Linked DNA regions of Homo sapiens: region 1 is linked to region 2. A link is an interaction called in ENCODE POLR2A ChIA-PET data of the cell type or tissue named here. Cell type or tissue: CD4-positive, alpha-beta T cell. All regions are shown on one strand.

What was found. ChIA-PET counts read pairs that join two places held together with the same protein. Peaks named below come from ENCODE experiments on the same cell type or tissue, not always from the same donor. Only the 100,000 strongest peaks of a DNase experiment are listed, where the experiment ranks them.
Region 1: POLR2A ChIA-PET joins it to region 2 with 5 read pairs; 4 of 35 experiments call an interaction of 5 or more read pairs at or near these places.

Annotation. Positions count from the first base shown.
Region 1 is chr2:172,367,714-172,370,213 of GRCh38, reverse strand. It overlaps LOC107985960 (a long non-coding RNA gene), which reads right to left. Exons shown (of 6, transcript XR_001739773.3): 5 at 2,333-2,443; 6 at 41-138. Among named protein-coding and RNA genes, the nearest start is that of ITGA6, 59 kb to the left of the region's middle. In CD4-positive, alpha-beta T cell, no CTCF peak of the experiment used is centred here; no DNase peak of the experiment used is centred here.
Region 2 is chr2:172,433,912-172,436,411 of GRCh38, reverse strand. The region is part of intron 1 of ITGA6 (integrin subunit alpha 6); the gene reads right to left. Among named protein-coding and RNA genes, the nearest start is that of ITGA6, 7.6 kb to the right of the region's middle. RefSeq lists an enhancer at 1,130-1,630. In CD4-positive, alpha-beta T cell, no CTCF peak of the experiment used is centred here; a DNase peak (open chromatin) is centred at 1,381; H3K27ac peaks cover 1,378 bases.

The DNA of each region.
Region 1 (2,500 bases), 66 kb after region 2:
AAAAACAATACAAAAATTAGCCAGGCCTGGTGGCACGTACCTGTAGTTGTAACTACTCAGGAGGCTGAGGCAGGAGAATCGCATGAGCCCAGGAAGCAGAGGTTGCAGTGAACCAAGATCACGCCACCACACTCCAGCCTGAGTGAGAGAACGAGACCCTGTCTCAAAAAAAAGTTGTTTACATTATACTCTAGTCTAGTAAGTATGCAATAGCATTTTGTCTAAAAAACGTACACATTTTAATTTAAAATACTTTATTGCTAAGAAGTGCTAACAATCATCTGAGCCTTCAGTGAATCATAATGTTTTTGCTGGTGGAGGGTCTTACCTCAATGTTGATGGCTGCCGACTGATCAGAGTGGTGGTTGCTGAAAATTGGGGTGGATGTGGCAATTTCTTAAAATCAGATAACAATGAAGTTTGCCACATTGACTGACGCTTCCTTCCATGAAAGATTTATCTGTAGCATGCAATGGTGTTTGATAGCATTTTGCCCATAGTAGAACTTCTTTGAAAATTGGAATCAATTCTGTCAAACCCTGGAGCTATTTTGTTAACTAAGTTTATGTAATATTCTAAATCCTTTGTTGTCATCTCGACAATGCATTCACAGCATTTTCACCAGGAATAGATTATATATCAAGAAACCAACTTTCTTTGTTCATCCATAAGAAACAACTCTTCATTTGTTAAAGTTTTATCATGAGATTGCAGCGATTTCATCACATCTTCAGGGTCCCTTTCTAATTCAAATTCTCTTGCTATTTCTACCACATCTGTAGTTATTTTCTCCACTGAAGTCTTGAACCCCCCTCAGCCATCTATCAGGGTTGGAATCAACTTCTTCCAAACTCCTATTAATGCTGATATTTTGACTTTCCATGCATCATGAATGCTCTTAAGTGCATCTAGAACTGTAAATCCTCTCCAGAATGTTTTTAATTTACTTTGCCCAGATATATCAGAGAAATGTCTATGACAGCTATAGCCTTACAAAATGTATTTCTTGAGTAATAAGTCAAATTTACTCCTTGATCCACGGTCCATGGAATGGATGTTGTGTTAGCAGGCATTAAAACAACATTAATCTCCTTGTACATACCCATTAAGCTCTTGGGTGACTAGGTAAAGTGTCAGTGAGCAGTAATATTTTGAAAGGAATCTTTCTTTCTGAGCAGTAGATCTCAACAGTGGGCTTAAAATATTCAGCTAACCATGCTTTAAACAGATGTGCTGTCATCAGGCTTTGTTGTTCCATTTGTAGAGCACAGGCAGAGGAGTTTTAGCATAATTCTTAAGGGCTCAAAAATTTTCAGAATGGCAATGAGCATTGGCTTCAACTTAAAGTACCCAGATGCATTAACTCCTAGCTATACAGTCAGCCTGTCTTTTGAAGCTTTGAAACCAGGCATTGACTTCTCGTTGGCTACGAAAGTCCTAGATGGCATCTTCTTCCAGTGAAAGGCAATTTCTTCTATTAGGCTGGTACAAAAGTAATTGCAGTTTTTGCCATTGAAAGTCTATTGTTTAGTGTAGCCACCTTCATCTTAGCTAGATCTTCTGGATCACTTGCTGCAGCTTCTACATCAGCACTTGCTGCTTCACTTTGCACTATTATGTTATGGAAATGGCTTCTTTCCTTAAACCTCGTCAATCACCCTTTGCTACCTTCTAACTTTTCTTCTGCAGCTTCCTCACTTCTCTTAGCTTTCAAAGAATTGAAGAGAGTTAGGGCCTTGCACTGGATTATTAGGCTTCGGCCTAAGGGAATGTTATGGCTGGTTTGATCTTCTACCCAGACCACAAAAACTTTCTCCATATCAGCAATAAGCCTGTTTCACTTTCTTATCATTTGTTTGTTTGCTTAAGTAGCCCTTTTAATTTCCCTCAAGAATTTTTCCTTTGCATTCACAACTTGGCTAACTGTTTAGTGTGAGAGGCCTAACTTTTAGCCTTCTCAGCTTTTGACATGTCTTCCTCACTAAGCGTAATCATTTCTAGCTTTTGATTTAAAATGAGAGATATGTGACTCTTCTTTTCACTCAGATACTCAGAGGCCATTGTAGGATTATTAATTAGCCTAATTGCTAATTAGGGAATAGGGAGGCCTGAGGAGAGGAACAGATATGGTGGGGGGGTGGGGGTGGGGGGACAGCCTATTTATGGAGGAGTCAGAAAACTCACACAACATTCAGCAATTAAGTTTGCCATTTTACATGGTCACAGGTCTTGGCACCCCCAAACGATTACCATAGTAACATCAAAGACATGATCACAGATCACCATAATAGATATAATAATAATGAAAAGTTCAAAATATTGAGAAAATTACCAAAATGTGACTCAGAGACATGAAGTGAATCCATGTTGTTGGGAAAATGGCACCGATAGACTTGCTCCACAAAGAGTTGCCCAAACCGTCCATTTGCAAAAAACACAGCATCTGTGAAGCACAATAAAGCAAAAGGTAGTAAAACGAGGCATGCCTATAGGTAGTTTC
Region 2 (2,500 bases):
CCTCTGTAGCAGCCCTTTCTAAATATAGGGCAAGCCTTAGAAGGTGCTTTTCTAAGCTGGCTTATCTGATACAGTATCTGAAATGGGTTTCCCATGTTCTTGGCATTAAAACACTTCTCTAGTCTGGGATTCCCGAAAGTCCTCCCTCAGCCTTGGCACCATCTAATTCAATAGGTGTCTCCTTCAGCCTTCCCCAAGGCCACTGTCCTTGAGCCTCTAAAAGGCCCAGCAGTGCCCAGACCCATCTCTCTTTGCACTTGTAAAGTCATGGAGGTCTTCTTCATTCATCACCCAGGTCTTTAAGCCACCTCTCAACTTTTTCAAAGTATCGCCTTAAGTCGGTACCTGGGCCTAGTCTCACCAGCAGTAACGAGGACTCACTGGCAAATATTAATAATATCCCTTTCCTAAAATTATGTCTCTGTATGTCCACTTGATCATTTCTGAGCCTCTTTGAACTCTTCCTTTTTTGAAAACTCTTGGGGCTGGGCATGGTGGCTCACGCTTGTAATCTCAACACTTTGGGAGGCCAAGCCAGGCTGATTGCCTGAATCCAGGAGTTCGAGACCAGCCTGGCCAACATGGTAGCATTCTGACTCTACTAAAAACACAAAAAAATTGCTGGGTGTGGTGCTGCACACTTGCAGTCCCAGCTACTGGGGAGGCAGAGGTGGGAGGATTGCCTAAGCCCAAGGAGGTCAAGGCTGCAGTGAGCTGAAATCGCATCGCTACACTCCAGCTTGGGCAAACAGAGTGAGACTCTGTCTCAACAAAAAAAAAAAAAAAAAAAAAAAAGAAACAAAACTCTTGGGTTTTGTGTCGTGGCAAAGCTGGATTCCTTAGGTCCAATCAACAGGTTCTCAGCACCTTTGATTGGAAAACAATGGCCTTTTTCCTACCTATCTCTAATCTCTCTGGAGCCTTGTAGAATTGTAAACATTTCCATTTCACAACTTTTATTGTTTCGATACCTTTGTTCTAAAGGGACATACATAATCACACTGCCAGTAAGAGGCCATCACCCGCAAGATATATCAGGGGAATGGGGCCTAGGGAGGATTTCTTACTACCCTCAGCAAGAAGGAAAGAGAACAGAACAACTCCAAACTCTCAGTGCTGCTGAATGGGGCATCCCTACCAGAGGCCAACCATTCCACCCCTTGGCTGTGATTCACTTGGATAAGGATCCTCTCGTTAACTTTACATCACAATGCTTTATCATAATGGCAGCATATCCTGAAGAGAAGGGCTCCTGATTCTGCAAGGACAAAGGAGTTATTTGGCTCAGGAGGGCTTAGGTTCAGTGACATTCTGCCCTCTGGGTCTGAAATGTTTATTATCATTTGCATCATACACACACACACACACACACACACACACACACTTAAAACCACCTCAGTACAAATGAACTTCCTTTTCAAAATGAAGAAACCACAGTGACATTGATATCACCGAGCAAAGCAAACAGAGCTCTTGGGTAAAGAGGCATTACTGGGTGCTTCCTTACTCTTCAACTAACCAGTGTGCCCCTTTCAAATTATTGCAAAGTTTATTTTTATTTCTGTACTCCCAGGCTTAGAAAGCATGTTTCTCTCAAAGGCTTTTCTTATACTATATCTGAAATGGCTTTTCAAAAAAGTAAGTTTCAGATTGTATGACATGCAAAATATACTAGCCGCTTGGCAAATAAACATGCAAGCAGATACCCACGGCTCCATGTCATGAGTTTTTGCCCTTTGTGACTTGCGTTTAGTGGTACTTCATCCCATTCCCCCTAATTCAGAACAGTCTTCTTTACCATTTAATTGGTTTTAGAGACTTAGTTTTCTAAACAGTCTTTCTGCCAATTTAGGATGAGATGAAGCGACAGTGGGATCCAACGTTGGAATCTGGCATGGGGCTGAACTGGGGAGGGTCTGCTGCCACACTGCGGCCTGAGAACAGTCTTCTACAAACATGCCAACCTCGGAATCGGTATGCTGGTTTGAGATCGTCTTGCCTTGTTTATCTAAGCAGAAAAGCCAGATAGCAGATTTGATGGTGGTTATCAAACCCTGTTATTAGTTGACAGGGACCTGCACTGGTGAGAGGCCCATCTACCTGCCCCAGTTCAGGGCTAATTAACAATTAGCCTTTTAACTTAATTCCAAGAGATCAGTGTTTGCAAATCTAAATGCCAGTTTAACAAACCTGTGAAGGAAACACTACTTCCATATTTGCCCACATACTTTCCAACCTTAGGCAGTTTTGTCATCAATAATCCACAAGCTCCTTCCTAGCAAACATTAGTGCCAAGCAAAAAACTAAGAAAAATAAATCGTTTTCAAACCTGCCCTGGGTGTTGTGCAAGTTATCCAGCCTCCTAGGGATGGAGGTGTGGGGGTGCTTTCAAGGTCATAGAGGTCTAAGAAGGCCTGGAAACCAGACAGGTGGTATTCCTTAGCAGTAAGCCCAACCTATAACTGCACCACCCACCCTCCATGGGTATCCAGCTCACAGT